Linked DNA regions of Mus musculus: region 1 is linked to region 2. A link is a loop called in an ENCODE intact Hi-C map of the cell type or tissue named here. Cell type or tissue: left cerebral cortex. All regions are shown on one strand. Links, peaks and the distances in the headings refer to the core of each region. The heading gives the core; the rest is flanking DNA.

Evidence for each region. Hi-C counts contacts between places; a loop is a spot of excess contacts. Peaks named below come from ENCODE experiments on the same cell type or tissue, not always from the same donor. Only the 100,000 strongest peaks of a DNase experiment are listed, where the experiment ranks them.
Region 1: it touches region 2 in a loop (5-fold over the local background); 2 of 42 quality-filtered maps call a loop at or near these places.

The regions. Positions count from the first base shown.
Region 1 is chr3:136,379,661-136,389,370 of GRCm38, reverse strand. No RefSeq gene overlaps it. Among named protein-coding and RNA genes, the nearest start is that of Bank1, 58 kb to the right of the region's middle. In left cerebral cortex, for the core only: no CTCF peak of the experiment used is centred there; DNase peaks (open chromatin) are centred at 5,868 and 8,800; H3K27ac peaks cover 2,099 bases.
Region 2 is chr3:136,446,420-136,456,129 of GRCm38, reverse strand. 1700030L20Rik (RIKEN cDNA 1700030L20 gene) reads left to right here and starts at 6,781. Exons shown (of 5, transcript NR_040592.1): 1 at 6,781-7,171; 2 at 7,540-7,650. In left cerebral cortex, for the core only: no CTCF peak of the experiment used is centred there; DNase peaks (open chromatin) are centred at 4,562, 4,983 and 5,438; H3K27ac peaks cover 2,640 bases.

The sequences.
Region 1 (9,710 bases), core at 1,233-9,232, 67 kb after region 2:
GCAAAACAAATTGTCATGGACCAGGACTTCAAGCCTTCTTTCTTTCTGCCTATGCTCAACCTCTTTGTGGCTAGAATGGCAAGGACTCCACCTGGCTGACTGCTATCCTGTGGATTGATTGCATTGTGTCAAGTCCTGAGGGATATCAACCTGAGACTAGAGACTGGAAAGCATGATACTGCAGAGGGTTGTGTTCTCTTAGGACACAGGCATAGCTATCATCGATATAGGTTAAAAGGGAAACAGGCAAATCTCACACTTGCAAAGATATAATCATACTTAGGCATACTTTAAATATTCTTAATACATAATATTAAACATAATTCTGAAACTGGAAAGAAGAGATATTTTATCGGTAGAAACACTGAAGATAGTTTTGAGAGCACAAATAAGATCACTGTGAAGAATCTTTGCTGGACCCTTCTCAGAACAAGTTCTGAACTAATTTTCTCATCTCCAGGTTGGAACAAAAATGATAATTAACGTTTATGTTTTTAAAGATAAATGCATTAATACATACAAATGTAGATGTTCTCTGTTCATTATTTTAGGTACTTTCTTGTTGATGTAATAATCAGTTCCTGAGATTTCCAAAATAAAACACTCTTTGCTAACTCTGTCCTCTTGTTAGATCAATCTTGTTATGAACCATCAGATATCACTGTTTCTGGAAGTTATCAACTCTTTGACTAGTTTAGTAAGTTGTGCTGTCTCCACCTATCAGTGGCCACCTTCTTAAAGGAAACAGACTCTTATTCCCAGCAGCTATCAGTTGCCAATGGCTCTTCAACTAGGGGTGGGACTTCATTCCCATCACTGCACTTCATAGTGGGAACTAGTTTGGCTTGAGGTTTCATAGATCTTGGGCATTCTGTCAAAACTGCTCTAAGGTCATATATTCAGCTACCCTTTTGTGTTCAGAAAATGTATAGTTATTAGCCATCCATTGTTTTTCACCCTTTCCACACCTCTACCACAATGAGTCTAGAGGTAGAGGACATGTGATAGAGGTAACCCCTTGAGGGCTTAGTATTTCAGAGTCTTGTAATAATCATACCTTGACTAAGTATGAATCTCTGTATTAATCACCATCTACTATAGAAACAAGCTTATCTGTGGATATAAAAATAATCACTAGGAGTTGGCTTAATACTATATCTAGTAGAATAAAAGTAACATGTTCTCTCATAGGTTCTGTGACCTAGTAACAGTTTTTGTCCCTGATAATAGATCCAGGTAAGATTCTCAAGGAATGGCCCTTAAATGCAATCATATGGTATTTGGCTACTGTCACCATATTCATTCACGGTTACATCAGTTCCTGATCATTATTGTAGTTCGTAGGGTTGGCAGTCTCCAGAGGTTGATGATCGCTTTGCTCTTACAGTACCATGCACAACACCTTCCAGCAGTGTGAAAACAAGGAAGGAGGGGGTGCGGCTCTGCCTACTGGCAGCTCGACTTTTTTCATGTTCTATGACTTGACTGTGTGGTGTCTTCAGGAATAGAATTTTACTGTGGAGTTCTAGAGGATCGATAACAGCATTGTTAACAGCCTGTATGCTTTGGCTCGAAAAAGTTTATGAGCTGTTATTAGTCAAGAACTCCAAAAGAGGTAGCCAATTCCTGGTACTAGGCTGTTCATAACCTGTGGTCAATAGTAGGGTCTTGTTGCCCTATAATAGAGTAATTCCATTTTAAAATTGTGTGTGTGTGTGTGTGTGCGCATGTATGTGATGTTAATAATGCCCTCTGCATTAATTTCTTGTTATTTTTATCCTCCTATCTCCCAATTTATTTACTGTTTTCTGCCCCATAATTCTTTACCCTTGTATACCAATGCATCCCATCTCGCCTCTCTTGAAACTTCCCTCCTTCCATAGCCCCTCATTAATTTCCCTGAACTGATACCCATACAACCAAAAGTACATTTTGTATCATAGCACAAATTTAACTAGGTTTTGTTCTTGTTGATTTTTAGTGAACACACAAAACTATGTGGTTGGGAAGAGAGGGGGATCTGGGAGCAGTTAGGAGATAGATGTAATATGTTCAAAATATGTCATAGGAAATTCTCAAGAAATTAATTAAACAAAAAAGAAGTGTTCTCTTATAGGAACAAAATTCAAGAGATTCTTGGAAAGGAAACAGTATTAATAATATTTGGAGAAATATTTTAATCATCTACAGGGTATAGGATCTCAAGAAATTTATGGTGTATAAACCTTTCTGTAATGATGCAATTGTAAAAGAAAACACCAGGGGCTTAAGAGGTGGCTCAGCATAAAAGAGTGCTGGGTTCTTTTCTCAGGGCCCTGAGTTCAGTTTCCAACACCTATGATGAGTGACTCAGAACTGCCTGTAACTCATGATCCAGTTAGTTCACTGTCCATCTTCTGGCCTTCATCTTCTGGCCTCCATCTTCTGTGCTCCATAGGCATCCACACTCAAATGCCTATATACAGACATACATAAATTAAATATTTACAAGAAGATGTCAAGACTGTCTTCAACACTGATCATTTGGGGTGTATTCATTAATTAGGCCACTTAACAGAAATGTCTTCATTAGCAGTGTCTGGTGGAAAACTAAATTAAATCACTGAATACTGGAGTTAGTGGAGGCTAATCTCAGAAATATGATGACTGTTAGTTAGACAGTGGGAGGTGATATTTATAAAAGAAGTAATATGCTGCCACACAGAAAAGTAGAGGGTATTTCTTTACAGAGGACTCAAGACACTGATATGAGCAGGTATTTTAAAACAACAAGAATTTACATAGGGTAACTGGTTAATAAAGGTTAGCATATCCAGAGAGGTGAGTAATGCAAAACATCTGTTGAATAGTGAGATTCATTTTATTTTACATGAGGGTCATAAAGAGTGGGAAAAATCCAAATAAGGCAAGCAAATATTTATGGGGTTCAGATTGTGAAGAACTTAAATGTCAGACAATGAATCTCAGGAGGATAAGAAAATAACGCAGAGCCCTGGAGAGGGGCGTGTCTGATCTCAATGTTGCTTTACCATTTTACTACTTAAGATTAGATCAAATAAACAAACAAAAACAAGCAAACAAAAAGCTAGTACACAATAAAAAAAAACCTAGTATTTCTGAGCAGCAATCCAATTCTAAATTGGTAAATTTAGGCAAATAGGAAAGTGGAGACAGTTGAACTAGAGGTGAAAATGTCCAATACCCCCCACTCCAGAGCACACAGAACTTTCTGTGGAAACTTTTGCATGTATAGCTTAGACCATCTCATTCCTGAAACAGTCTTGAAGGTACAGTAGGATTTATTTGTTGGCAAGTGTAACCTTCTCGATCACCTCTAATGTTCCCACTTTCCTATTTCTTTAGAGTATAGGACCTGGTTGACTTCTTCACAGTGGCTTCTCTGAATCACAGAGACAAACTCCTAACTAAGTTTTGAGTCTATGGAATATTCTTCCTTGCAGGCTACATTTTCTTTTCTGATATTCATACCTAGCTGTATTCCCTTGGAAAAAAAAAGCTAAATAATTCACTTCCTCTGTATTTCAACTTTGTTAAAACATCTATAAAATATAACCTGTTATTCAACTCACAGTTTGCTCAATTTTTAACCACACTGTGCATTTAGGGACTTCAATCTTCTCTTATATCTCTGATCATTTTATCCTTGACCTTGTTACTGGCACTACCTGCTTACCTGTGGTGTGCAGTGTAGAAAGCACTCGCGAAACTGAAAAGCTTTTGAACCATTGTTGCCAAGGCAATTACTTTTATTCTATCTTGTTTTTAGTTAAAATGTATAGTCCACTATGAAATGTGTTTTTGATATTTTATTATTCTTTGAAAATTCAACAATATAGACAGTGCATCTTGATCCATATCCACCCCTTATTATCCATCTCAAATTCACCCCCACAAACAACTGCCACTTCTTCCTACCAACCTCATGTCTTCTCTTTACAATTATTTGTTTGCTTGCTTGTTTAACACACGGAGTCTAGCTACTGCTCGCCATAGGCACATGGGTATGAGGTCATCCACTAGGACATGAGTAACCTACCAGTAGGCACCTTCCCCAAATCAATGACTGTCTCACTCCATTGGCCATCAACTGTCAGTAGCTTGTCAGCTAGGGATGAGATTTGGGAGTCCCTTCCCTAGTCATACTGGATCTCTAATCTAGCTTTACATGTGAGTTACCATGTATAACAGGCTGGGTATACACAGAGAATAGCATTTCCTCATATGCCTCATCATCCCCCTCTCACTGGCCCTTATTCTGCAACTTTCACTGAGTCTTGGAGGTGGGTATTTGATGTCCTGTTTGTAGTGAGTACTCCTAGTTATTTCCCATCAGTATTTTGTACAGTAATGAGTCTCTGCTTTAACTATTACCCACAATGATAAGGAGCTTCTCTTACCAAGGTTGGGAGGAGCATAGATTTCTATATATATTCAGAAATATTTAGACCATTAAAAAAAAGTACCAAATGTTTTCTTCTAGGGCCTATGAGTTCCCTAGTTCTGGATTTTGACCCTTGCTTATAGGACCAGGCATGAATTCCTATTTATAAGCTAGTTAAAAATATAGTTTAAATGGGGAGTTTGAGTATATGTACTGCATACTAGTGTACAGTGTTGTTCCCAAAAGACATGTTATTAAATGAAAATATCAGGGAGCAGCATGGATTATGTCCCGGTGAGTTATTGATCAGGGAGGCCCCAGCTGTACCCCAAACTAGACAGACCATTTCCATTGTGTTTGGTTGCCTCCCATAACTATATGAAAAGAATATATTGCTGAATATGCCACATGATTTGCTGATAGAACTCAGAGAAAACTACCTGAAACTGTCCAGGGACCTTTCTGCTAGCTAGCTTTCATAGTACTAAAAGGTACTGTGAGGATGTCTCCATGTATGTGGGAGAGAGGGACATCTATGGTATTGTCTAACACAGAAACTGTCATGTTATAACCCCATCCTTCCAGGAAATATGTTCCTATTGGTAACTTAAATAATTATAGTTTATAAAATAGTAGTGGTTAGAAAGATACTCTATGATAGCCCATGTTAATTTCTGAATTATTGAATTTTTTAAAAATCTTTAACCTTACCGACAGCATTGAACTTTTTCTTTATGATCTTGTCAAAGTATGCTGTGTAAGGATAACTCATTCTTTGTCATAAAAAAAATCTCAAAAACTCATATTTGCTATTGCTCAATCTTAGAAAGTTTTATGCAAAACTATTGTGCATCGATATCTTTGCATATTTACCTTTATTTAATTCGCTTGTCCGTTTAAAACCTTTTATGCTTGGTTTGGAATCAGTTCATCGAACTGATCAAACGGTATCAGTAGTTCCGTCAAATCCATAGGCTAACACTTGAGAAATCAAAGATAAATTAACCATCCGAAGAGGATAAATAGCTGTTGATGCGGTGTCTTAAAGGAAGGTGTTCAGAGCATCTTCCTATCTTTAGCCACTAGCTAGCTTTTTAGTATATCTGTTTCAAATCGCCAGAGGCAGTCAGATTAAAAGCAAATAAGATGAACCTTCTTTCGTTATCATCACTGAGCTGGAATAGCTAGCTATTCACGGACAGGTGGCTTCTCCGGAGGGCAAGTATGGCTCCCCCGTTCTCATCATACTTCCCACCTGGGAAGGGTTATTCCTGTTAACAGGTGCGCGTGCAGCACCTGGGAGAGTATATTTTTGCTCTTATCATCTATTTTGTTTTTCTACAGATGATTATTTCAGTAAACCAGCAGGTCCTTGCTCAAGCTGTGAATGAGCTGCTCTGGTCCATTTCGTTTCTGCTTTGACTCACATGTGATGCACCCTCCCACCTTCTGAATACACTCTCTTGGCTGCCACCCCACCCGCCCCACTAAATCGAGACAGCTACAGTTTTCTTGTCAGGTGTTCGCAACACCCAATCAAAGCTCCCCAGAGAATTCACCCAAATTTAACCTCCATCTCACAGGCTGCTTCCTTAGGACTGTACCATGGATTCTATAGCAACATTAACATGACAGTGAGATGAAAAGATGGTTTATCTTTCCTTTTAAAAGATAGACAGTATAAATATTTGTCTCTCCCTACCCTCCCTCCTTGAAGAACTAAATGTGTAATTACGGTGTGAGAGAATGCAGCCCTGATTTGCATTTGCTCTGATTTCTTAAGCTGCACTGAGGTGAGTAATGTTCTGTTCCTGCTCCTGATGTAAGGACCACTTGCTAAGCAATCACCAGCCTCAGATGTAATTGTTTATTGACCATGACCTGTGAGCTGATACAACCACAGAAATGCATGCCAGTGTCTGGCAAAAAGTGCCTTTGTTGTTTTTAACATTTTTTAAAAATGTCCTCTTCATAAGGATTATATGCTGATTGTACAAAGCACCGGGTCTCATTATGCCTTTTATAATATACTTCAATATACTTTTATAATATACTGGTCTGAAGATGTTTTAATCGTCCTTGCCTTCATTTTCTGATATGCCCCACCCCTGCATTCTAGTATTTCATCTTTATGTAACATACATTCAGAAGGATTTGGTTTTGGCACTGTACTGAGCACCAACAAGAAAAATTAAATAAAAAAAGATAATTTGGTCTGCATCCTTATAAAGCTGATGATGACATGGGAAGTGGAAACATGACAAGTTTTTACAGTGTGCTCTAGAGAGAGACACAAGGGAAACTGGAAGGTTGTGCTTTCTGACGTGAAAGGAGTAATGGACCACGAGTTAGAGGTATCCGGGCAAAGGTGGAAGGGAGAGCAGAATGAAGATGATACTAATGAGAGGGCCAAATGCTGGGAGAGCAAATGCGAGAGCAGAAGGAGATAAAGAAGCTCTTCCTAGGACCAGGGTTTGGACAATGAGTGCAGAAGCTGGGGCTTCCACACTGTGTTTTTGATAATCAGATTTGAGGCCGTCTCACCGTGAGAGAATGGCAACACTGGGATATGAATTGTCATGTGTAATATGCACTGTAGGTGGAAATGTGAGAAAAGGAAGCTCTGAAAGAAAAAAATATATTTTATCTACAGTTGATATAGAAATGTTCAGAATAACCATTCATGTATTGCTTCTGATTTTAACAGAATGTGTACCTTAAAAATCATAGAAATAGGAAAAAATATTTCATGATCCAATTTCTCATTTTATAGACAGAAACAAATCTGAGGCTCTATGTTTATCAGTGTCATTTTCCAGATTGACCTGTGGCAAATCAATCTCCAATGAAGTACAACCTCATCCTGCTTGTAATGACCAACACATCAATGCGTCCTGGTGAAGGCATGGAGGACAAGAACTTTTATAGACTCTTGGGGGAAATACAAATCAGCACAACCACATAGATTATTTAAAAAAAAAAAAGGCAAAACCAAACCCAAGAGAGATCTACCACATGGTCCAGGTATCCTGGTTATGGGTATATTTACAAAGAAAATGAAACCAGCATGCAGAGACAAGCAGATGAGACAAAACAAAACAAAAAGGAGGATACTCATACGGCATATATTATGGTAGCAGTCGTGGCGGATGAGAGTTGGAATTACCCTAGTAGCAATAAACTAATGGATGAAGACGTGCCCGTGTGCACTACGGCATGTTATTCAGACACGAAGGAGAAGCAAATCCTGTTATTCGCTAGCTGCAGAAAAATCAATGGAACAGAAGGACATTGTGTGAGGGAAAACAAGCAAATGCACACATATATACACATATACACATGTGTTCACACACACAAGCATGCCGTGCTCTGTTGCAGATATGGAAGCAAAACACAAACAGCCATTTTTAAAAAAAATAGTGATTGCCAGAAATTAGAAATGAAAGGGCAGGCAGGAGTAGAGAAATGCAGACTATCTGATTAGTTCCCAGAACATGCCTGGATAGACATGCCATTCTCAGTCCCATGAGTGTGCACATTTTATACAGTTTTTTAAACCTTATTTTGCTGATAGTGTCAATGCAATTATGATTACAATTATAAGCTTGACTTTGCCTTTATGTTTAAGAAGTGGGATATACTCACTCACCTGCCCTCATCATCTCTTCCTTTGATTCACCTGAAGTGTTCAGGACTTTTGCTATAGACATGATCACTATGGAAGTGATCTTCTCTGGTGGTATTCTCCTACTTGGATGTATGAATTTGAAAAGCTGAAGAATAGTATACTAAGTTGTCAATTTAGCTATAGCTTCTCTGAGGTCAGAATGGATAGTGCAGTACAGCGTAGAGAACACACACATAATCCAATTGCAAGATCAGTCGGTTGGGGGAGGGCGTTTGGATGAAGCATTACTGTTGGCTGATGTACTACAGTGTACTTCAAATAGGACTCACTCTAATTGAGAATAAGATTAACCATTTATTGAAATATTAAGCACAGCACTGTAGAAAGAGTAAACGGGAGTAAAGAGAAATCTCAAGAGAGACCATAAACGGATATTAGCCCAGCTGGCCGTGCAGTTTAATCCTTCCCCTTGCAGTCCCCAGATGCAAGTGGTTTTAAGGGAACTCCTAATCTTCTCTGCACCTGTTCTTGGAAGCCTGTGTGAGGTAGAGAGCTCACAGTGGAGCTGCCATCCGAACAGGCTCACGAACACAACTCTCCTGCTACAATTCATCCAACTAATTCGGAAGTTTGATCTTCATTTCCTCTATTTCTGGAGTTTGTTATCCTGAGACACGTGGTGTCAGGATAGAATGGTCTATGCCAGGAACTGCTGTGTTTCCTGTCAGTGTTTACTGGAAATCAAGAAAGAGAGCACCTGAATCCTGCTGGATTAGCTATAACTCATGTGGAGTCCCAGAGTTGAAGCTCCTGCAGCCAAGATGATAGATAACAACAATAAGACCAGAGCTCACGTAGAACATTCCATTAAATGACGGGTCTTTAACCTGAACTAATTTAATTTGCCAAAACGCAAGCATGTACGACATGGCTCCTTCTTTTTGCTTTGATATAGACACTTTTAACAGGACACTAAATTCCTTCAAATCAGCTTGTGTCTCTTCTAAGCTGATATTTCCTGTTCCAACTGCTAAGAGAAGATGGCCTAGAAAGAGAAAATGTGTAGAAAGAGAGAAGCTCTAAGAAGTGTATGTATAGAAACTGGGACAGAGCCACAAAGACTTATCTCAAGCCTTATCTCCTTTCTCGGAGCTGGAACTCTCACAGAGATGAGAATTCAAGAAGACAGAAACTAACGCTTGTTCTCACACAGCCTGACTCACATCTGTAACTCCTAGCCATGACGGTATACAGCCAGACGCCCCTTCATCACTCTGCTTTGAAGATTATTAGAATTCAGGCCAGGGTTAGCCATCTAAGAAGTAATGCTTATCAAATCACACTTCAACATTCTTGCATCATAAGCTAGGTCTGCTTCAAGTCTCTAGCACTGGCTAGCATCTGGTGTGGGGGCCCAGGGAGCAATCTTCCCCACCTACATAGTTCTGAAATTAGAATCACAGGTTCCCAGTATGTCGTGAGTTGGAAAGAACCCTAGATGATAGTTTGACTTATTAAACACTGGAGTCCTTTTCTCTCCACTCTTGCAAGTTGATCGCTGTTCCTCCCAGTGTATCTCTTGATGAGTGCATGGTTAGAGGAATAATGGAAGGAAGAGCCTATTTACTTGTGGCTAGGTAGAAGGCTCTGTGATCAACTGTGACACCATTTAAATTACAG
Region 2 (9,710 bases), core at 562-8,561:
AAACAGCTCAGGGTTAGGGCCTGGAGGAAGTATCAGTGATTAGCATAGGGCAGATTTGATTGGTTGAGGATGCAGAGCTCATGGGGCCTTTTCCATTATGGATGAGGAGAGGCTATGAGGGATTCCTATGGAGGCTGGCTCTTAATAGAATAGCAAAGGGCCACCAGGTTGTCACCTTTCTCTCCGGCGTTCCACTTGACAGGATGCCTTTCATTTCCTTCCATTAAGGAGACTAGACTCACATGATTGACAATCCTGCTGTCTCCAGTGCTTACTCTACACTGTCATCCCACCAAGCAAGCCACATTGCAAAGGAAGTAGTTTATAAACTGCATAATGGTAACCTAAAGTGATTAAAAAGAATTCTCTCATATATTGCCAGGCTGTGGTGGTACAAGCCTTTAATCCCCGGACTCAGGAGACAGAAGCAAGTAGATCTCGGGGTTCAAGGCCAGTCTGGTCTACAGAGTGAGTTTTAGGGCAGCCAGGATTATCCAGAGAAACCTTGTCCTGAAAAATAACAAACAAGACAAACAAACAAACAAACAAACAAAAACAAAACAACAAAAACAGAATACTGACAACAAATTTTCTTTTATTGTGAAAAGTCAAAGTTCCTTTGACAGTACATTGTACAAACATTTTTACAAAGTCTTCATTTTTAATGTTTTCCAAAGTGTGCTTACTTGTAAGAAAATTGATATTGAAATCCTTGCTCCATTAATTAGAAGCTAGACAAGATGCTAACATGGCATCTACAGGCTAAATTAATGACTTTTCTTTCTATTCTTTTCTGTCTTCTTTCCTTTGTATGCTCAAAAACTCTCACTTTTACTTTCTGGTTTAGACATTTGCTTTCTAAAATACACAGAACTGGGACTTCCTTTGGGAAAGGGAGACTTGTGGAGGCAAGGTACTTAGTTCAGAGCCTTGAATATGTCAACTATGTTCATTAGGCATAACTGTGGTGAGCAAGAGGGTTTCATAAATATTTGTGGTGGATGTGGCATTAGCCTCAGAAATCCTTCCCAGTTGCTCGAACAGCTAAAGCACAGAAAGAATCAAGACCTAACTGCATTTCACTCGGGTAGCTGCGAAAGCCTTTCACTGAGATTATTAGTTCATCCTTAACTGAAGTTTTAGGTCCTAGAGAGAATAATTTTAGCTCATACATTTTAATTTTATTCATTAATATTGAACATTAGCATTATGCCCACAACTAGGCTGTATAATAACTCACCTTTATATAAAGAATTATTCATAAAAATCTTCAAATAATTGTTTTATATAAATTTTCTTCTCACATCTCAGTGAATGTTTCTTACTGTTGGATATTTATTTTTTACTAAAAAAAATAAGTCCTCTAAAGGAAGTTTAAGAGGTTTCTGACTTTTATTTTATTATTGAGCTATTGTATGAAACGGCCTCAATGTGTATGTAAAATAAATACAATGATCCTTCAATAGCATGACAGGCTGCCCTTCAAATAGTTTTGACAGCATGAATCACATGGATAAGATGGGTTTTTGTTGTTCTGGTAACAATAAGCTTGGACCAGTTGGTGGACAAGGTTGGATTACACTATAAACAACTCATATGGACTTGTCTGCATCCACATAGAGGCTGAGCTACTTGCTGGGCACACTCATTTGCAAAGAGAAAATGACATGTTTTAATGAGCTTTTTCCCTCCAGATTATATATATTTTACATAAAGAACCAACGGGTATACACAAGAACATTAATTTTAATGCTGAAGAGTTAGTGGTTGCCCAGTCAGGTAAGGAAAAGGTGAAGAGAAATGTGGTATGAGGTAATTTAGGGGACAAGGGTCATGTTTTGGGGTCTTATTATGGTGATAGTTTAAGGGCATGGGTCTCAAATGTTATCTTTAAGTGTATGTAGAATATTTACGTGCAAATTATTTCAATAACATAGTAAATCAAACATGAAACAAGCAAGCAGACTCACTCTTAACTAAAGTAATAGAAATGACAGATGTTAAATATTCTTTATTTTAGCCCCAAGGCAGAAAAATGTCTTAAGCACATTTTATAGACTCTGAGGATTATGGCTTGACTTAGAGAACTCATGCTTTGAGCAACCCATCTCCAGTTTGTGGTGCTTTAAAAGATGGAGGCTGGCTGGTAGTGATGGTTACGAGGGGTAAGGCATCTGAAGGTGATACTTATCTCAAAATAAGGTCACGTTCTCCTTTCTGTTCTGGTACATGTGAAACCAGTGTATCATGTTCCCACCAACAAGTCTTCTATGTCATGGTGAACTAAAATTTCATTATGAACTGAGAGCCTGAATAAAACTCTCCTCTCTTATTTATGTCATGTTCCTGAACTAGTGATGCAAAAGGAACAAACACACAGGGGTTTGGAAGTCTAGTGGCCAGCAGCATTAGCCAGCTTGGTAGCACAGTATTGTAACGGCTTTTCCTTTGTCCTTGATACCTTTGTTTCTACCTTCTGCTTCTGTAGAAGTAACTGGGCAGTTACTACTAATACATGAGCCGTTGTATGCAGGGTGTGCTCACTGCTGGGCACCCAGGATCTAAAGCCAATCTCTCTTCAAAGCTTCTCTATACTCTAAATATAACTTGGACTATAAATGGCAAAGGTCTGTCGAAGATCTTTTGGTACAGAAGATATTTTTGACGATGCCTTCAGGAAAGGAATATTTGTCTTCTGCAGATTTCTGCATGCATTCAATTGAATTATTCATCTGAAACTTTTTATGTCCTTGACTTTATTTTGTGTAAATCTATCATGATGTTACAAGAAATATTTTCAGCCCATCTGAGTGAAAGTACTCACTTGAGGTCCTGTGTTGAATAAGAATTTGCAAACTTGCAACCTACTTTAGTGGCAAGTGAAACGGAGATGTGTTTTGTGTGATTCATTTAGGATATTAGCTTGCACTTTTATTTCCCCAAGGCCAAAACAAATGGTTACTGTGTATCTTTTCATCCAAATAGGAAAATGTTCCTTAGTAAAGCTTTGGTTTGGTTTGATATTAAGGCATCGTTTTAAAGCAATAAAGGATGCTTTCCAAGTCGTTTGAAAACAAACCTTAGATCTAGAAAATAGAGTCAGAAGTGTGCTGTAGCCCATTCCTACCAGTTCTCAAGAGCCAAATATGCACCTCTCTTTAGAACTTTGTATTTAATAACATCAAATTGAATATGGCGATGGTGGAAATATTTGCACCATGGGAACTGGCAAATATTGCAAGTCATGGCTTTCTTCCTGCTGAATTTCCCAGGGAAATGCTGCATGGTTGTAACCAGTCTCAGCTTCTTTTCTCCAAATGGCTAATCCCTGTGATGCTTATAGATAGTAAACATAATTTAGTAATAGGAGAAAATGGAGACTGCCTTTACAATTTTCTCACCTTGCAAATGAGGGAATGAGTACCTAGAGAGGCTAAATGGTTTTCTTAAGAGCACACAATTATCTGAAGGGCTTAGATAACAATCTCCCCACTTGAGCCTTACCATAACTACCTGGTGTGAAAGCAATTTTCTATTACTGGTAAGTCAGCACTGACATGGAACTCAGTGTGATCGTGAGATCCTGTTTTATACTGGTCCATTCTGAAGTTGATGGTATGCATCACTACACTGATTGGTGTGTAGGCTGCTTCATTTTAACAAATCTTTTGTCATTCTGTTTTCAACCTTGGTGTTATTATAAATCTCCCATATTTGTCTGAGTTCTTCAGAGCAATAGAACTTTTAGGATCCATATGTAATGTATAGAAAAGATGTATTGTACAAGGTTGGTGCATTTAATTGGGAGTATTCAGAAGTTCTCTCCCCTCTATGCTAGTCAGAGTCACAGGGAAGGCTGATGGTCTCATTCCAACACAAACTATAGTTCCAGGAATTAAGTAGGACACAGTCTAAACCCTGGTTGAAATCTGAACCTTAAGAACTGAGATCTCTGATAAACAAGAATGAAAGAGGTAGGTTCATGTCCCAGAACGGGGAGAGACTGCCTCTTCTTTAACATTTGTCATTTTGTAGGACCTTTGATAGATTCATTGATGCCTATTCACATGGTAAGGTAGATCTTTATTCAGTCTAATGTCTTCTGGAAATGTTACAGACATATTTAGAAATAGTGTTTCCTTCTTATTTGGGCATCCTCTCATCTAGACAAGTTGACCTAAGATTAACCACCATGTTGTTCAAAATTCTCTACAGAACATTTATATCTCCCGTCAGCAGCTGACTTTTGGCAAAAAAAGATATACAACTAAAGATGGGAGGCATCTGTTGTATATAAAGATAAAATGGCCTGTACGTCTCCGTAACCAGTCTGTGAAATAAACACTTGTAGATCTATCTTGAAGTGGCCAGCTTTCCCTTTGACTACTGAGACTTCCATTTTGTGTTGTATGAGTGAGATGTGTGGCTGTAGCTTTCCAACGTTCATTCAAAGGCTTCTGTCTGAACACAAAAATAAGTAAAACACACATTTCAGCTTGGCACAAAGTTTTCATCAGTTGGGCTGATGGGAAAGCAGGTGGTGACAGTGAAGCAAGACAAGGCTGTGATTGTGGCAGGCCTGACTCACTGTGAAATACCAGTGAGCAATGTCCAAAGGCAGGGAAGAACGGGGAGGGTGGAATTATATCACATTTCAACACAAAAGACTGCTTAGGAGTCTTTCCTATTCAAAAGAGGGAACATGATTTGTCTGGGTTCATAAACAAATTTACTCAACATTTTTTCGCCATGTCGATTCTTTTCTACACTGATGAACGTGTAAGTCAGGAGCTCAGCCAAAGCCACAACACTCAGGTCTGACAAACACCTTACTCTCTCACCAACAAGTCAGAAAGAACTGGAGGTCTTACGATTGCACTCGTGGTACTGAAAAATTTTCCACAAGCATACAGAAAGGCAGCTGGGGATTTCAGAAAGAAAATAGGTATGCTGAGTGAGACATGAGCCCAGACAAGAGTGTGTCACACTGCTGTGGACCAGAAAAGCTGTAAGACAGATGGTAGACACAGATACACTTGAAGGATTTGGGCCACATCTCTGAAAGTGAGGGTACTCAATTCTTCGAGATTCTCAAGTCCCTTCTTATATTTTTGGTTGTGAGCCTAGCCTTTATCGGCTGAGCCATCTCTTCAGCCCCTTAAGTCCCTTCTTGATGAATCAAATCTGTAGGAAAATATTTGCTTTCTATGACCTTTCCATGCCTAATTTAATTAGTTCAGAGATTCACTAGTATGCTCTGATTAGTATGAAGAAATTTCCTTATGGTAGGGCATTGACCAATGTTTGGAGCAAGAAATAGCTGACTTAAAACATAGTTTTGCAGCTTGCTAGATGTGAAATAGTGGGTGAGTTCTGTATCTTGGAAGTTGTGTGTGTCCTAGTTTTCTCCCGGATAAGATTAGAACTGGAACATCAGTTGCCTTTTAAGGTTGCTTTACAGGACCATGATAGCTGACGATGGAAAGTTCTTAGTATAGGACCTCATACCTAGTAGCAACCTGCATCTCAGTGTTTGCCACTGTGGCCTGTTGGAAGGAGGAACTGTCATACTGGGGACTGTCCTGCCTTTGCCAGAATCACTGCCAAGTTGTCAAGGCAGTTTTTCTTCTGGATTTCAAGAATCTCATTTCCATAGTGAAGAGACTAATTGGCTATAGCTCATATTATACATAGTAAGATACCTTATTATATAATCATTTATAATAATTACCTTATTATATAATTATGTATTATAATTATGTATAATAATAACTTACATATTTTGAGTACTGTATAAAAACAGGCATACCAACGTATTTAATCTTTACAAAAGTACTATCAAATAAGGCCAATCTAAGGCTCATTTGAAGATGAATGGATTAAGACAGAGCAGTTAGGTAGCTTGATGCATAGTTAATAGTAGCTGTTTGGATATAATGAGTATAAAGGTATATATTACTATTTAAAGAAACATTTTATTTATATGTAATGACCCTTTTACCCAATTTCCATTCCAGAAGGACCCATGGAGACCAATGTCCATGAAACTGACTCATGCTTTGGAGAGGAGATGTGGAACTTGCTCATAACTTTGCTCTTTTTTCTCTATGTACATTAAATTTTTTCACCATTATTTATAACACTTGATACTGGTAAATGATATGTAAATGGTGGTTATAATATATTATTTAGGGGCTAACTAAATGAATCTGTGCATGTTCAGTATGGTTGAAAAAGTTCCCCTAATACATTGTATTCAAAGATGGTGTTTCAGTTCACAGATATTGAGAGGCAATTGTACATACTTCGGGTTTGTTTGTTTGCTTGCTTACATTTCAAAACTGTCTATAGGATAAAGGCAGTTGAATAACAAAATAAAAATAAACTGTACCCAAATATTTAGATTAGACTAGGTGAATTCATGTGTCCTTCCTGAGTATAATGTACGATTTCAGCCTACCCAGGAAGCAGAGTGGCAGATCTCTTCACATACAAAGATACCCCCACCCCTACCATCTGTCTCTGGGAGACTCTGGGGATAAAGGTTTCTATGCTGTATCACTGCCATCTGTACCGCTGGGGTCAGAACAACTATTGTGGAATAATTAAGGCTCTTGTGACATCATTAGAATCTGATGCTAACCTTGCTCTGTGTGGGTTTCCAGTGCGACAGGATGTGACTAGAGTCGTTCCCCATGGTGCATTCATAGGAGTCAGAATTTGGAGCACAACTTCCTTCTCTGTGAATAGCAGCATGTTCTGTTGAGATTTAAGATTCCTAAGACATTTGGAAGAAGGGTTGTGATGTAGGGCAAGATCTGTAGCATAGAAGGAAAGAGAAACAGGACCACTTGAACTATGTCCTTTCTCTTATCTAAAATCTGGGGGAGCCAAAGACAGAGATTATATATTCATCAGCAATAGTCATTTAAAGGATGGAATGAGTGTGTGCCTGGCAAGACAGGCTTGCTTCAGATTCTAGAGAGTAGACAGTGGAGAGAAGTGTTTGATAAATGTTTTGGGGATAATAAGTAATAGCAGAACGAGCACAAAACCAGCTAACTGACTTGTGCTTTGACAAGTGATTCGCGTGTATTTGGTAGGAAAAGACTGAGCTCAAGTTCAACTCTCTTGTCCTTTTGCCTCTGAGGACAGCTGCTGTGCACAAGAGGTCGAGGGGGGGAGGGAGGGAGGGAGGGAGGGAGAGGGGGAAGGGGAGGGGGAGGAGGGAGGGGGAGGGGGAGAGGGGGAGGGAGAGGGAGAGGGAGGAGAGGGAGAGGGAGGAGAGGGAGAGGGAGAGGGAGAGGGAGAGGGAGAGGGAGAGGGAGAGGGAGAGGGAGGGGGAGGGGGAGGGGGAGGGGGAGGGGGAGGGGGAGGGGGAGAGAGAGAGAGAGAGAGAGAGAATGAATCAGCATTCTAATCTTGCCAGAACTTGGAAAGAATATATTTAATGCTATTTAGGTAAAAATTAAGGAGTCAATGGCCAACAAAGGTAATATATGTTCTTACTCTGTGACTGTGTCACTGGTTTCCTAACAGAGCCAGATCCCATGATGACAGTACTGGAGAGCATCAAGGCTGTGGCCCTTTCTGTGTGGAGTGAGCCCCACCCCATGTGCTCACGAACTTGCTTCTCAGCTGGTGGAGCAGGTCAGAGAGACTCTGGAGGACACAATTTTTAAAAAATTAATGTTTTTGGAAGAAAATTTACATATTTTATCTTAGTTTTTAATTTTACTGAAAATAGATTCCTTTTTCATATACTATATCTTGATTACAGTTTTCTCTCCATGTACTCCTACCAGTTCTGCCAAACCTCCCTTCCCATCTAAATTTACTCCCTTTCCCTCATTAGAAAAGAGTAAGTCCCCTACGTCCCGACTCCAGTCAGTTGCAGATTTCCATTGATTCTCGTAGCTATCTGGCCATTTCTCCTGTCCTTCCCCAAATCTGATCTGAGCTCTCTCCATTCCCAGGCCCATCCCCTCTCCCAAAGTCATCCCCTCTCTCCTTAAGTCTGCCTCTTATGATTATTTTGTTTCCTCTTCTTAGTGAGATTCAAGCATCCTCACTTGTGCCTTCCTTCTTGTTTAGCTTCTTTGGGTCCATGGATTATATCATGGGTATATTATAATTTATGGCTAATATCAACTTATAAATGAGTACATGTCCTTTTGGGTCTGGGTTACCTCATTCAGGATGATATTCTCAAGTTCCATCCATTTGCCTTCAAACTCATTATGTCTTTGTTTTTAATAGCTGAATAGTATTCCAGTGTATAGATGCATCACATTTTCTTTATCCATTCTTCAGTTGACAGACATCTAGGTTGTTTCCAGTTTCTGGCTATTATGAATAAAGCTGCTATGAACATAGTTGAACAAGAGTGTCTTTGTGGAATTGTGAAGCATATTTTGGATTGTATGCCCAGGAGTGGTATAGCTGGGTCTTGAGGTAGAACTATTCCAACCTTTCAGAGAAACTGCCAAGTTTGTACAAGTTTGTACTTCCACCAGCAATGAAAGAGTGTTCTGCTTGCTCCACATCTTTGCCAGCATGTGCTATTTCTTGAGTTTTTTATCTTAGTCATTCTGATGGGTGTAATAGTGAATCTCATAATTGTTTTGACTTGCATTTCCCTGAACATTTCTTTAAACCTTCTTGGCCATTTGAGATTCCTCTGTTGAGAATTCGCTGTTTAGCTCTGTGCCCCATTTTTGAAAGTAGGATTATTGGGTTGTTGGTGTCTAACTTCTTGAATTCTTTATAAATTTTGGATACTACCCTCTGTCAGATGTAGGGTTGGTGAAGATCCTTCCCCAATCTTTGGATTGACATTTTGTCCTATTGACAGTGTGCTTTGCCTTATAGAAGCTCTTCAGTTTCATGAGGTCTTGTTTGTAAATTGTTGATCTTAGAGCCTGAGCTGACATGTCCAGCATGTGACTGGGATAAGGGAGGTGGGGTGATCTTTGCTGTGACTCACAGCATTGGGGATATGGAACCTAAAGAGACCACCCCCGGTAGGCAGGCAGGAACCTCAGTGGAGCAATAAGGGCACTAACCTACCCACAAAACTTTCAACCCCAAATTTATCCTGTCTGAAAGAAAAGTAGGGACAAAAGGATGGAGCAAAGACTGAGGGAATGGCAAACCAATAACCAGCCCAAGTTGAGACCCATCCCATGGACAACCAACAACCCCTGATACTATTAATGATACTTTGTTAGGCCTACAAACAGAAGTCTAGAATAGCTATCCTCTGAAAGGCTACACCCAGCTGCTGACTCAGACAGACAGATGCAAACACCTAAAGCCAAACAGTAGATAGAGCTTGGGGACCCTTATGGAGGAATAGGAGGAAGGATTGCAGCACTGAAGGGAATAGAAACTGCTGTGTTTTATAGAAAGATAAGGAGAGGCAGAATATGTTTGGTGGAGGTGCAGTAATATATGAAGGAAAGGGGTGCCTCTGTATGCCCATGCTGAGGCATCCTTCTCCCTAAGGGACCAGCCACATGATTGGGATAGTATTAGAATAGAGTTTATTCAAGGCATGAGGAGGGGAGTTGAGGAAGTAGATACAGAGAAAGGTAGTGAGAGACAGAGTAGAGGCATAGAGGCCAGCCATGAGCACATGGAGAGAGTGGAGGAAGGAAATGAGGAGAGAGAAGGTAAGGAATGGGAGCAAGGGCAACGTATCAAGAGAG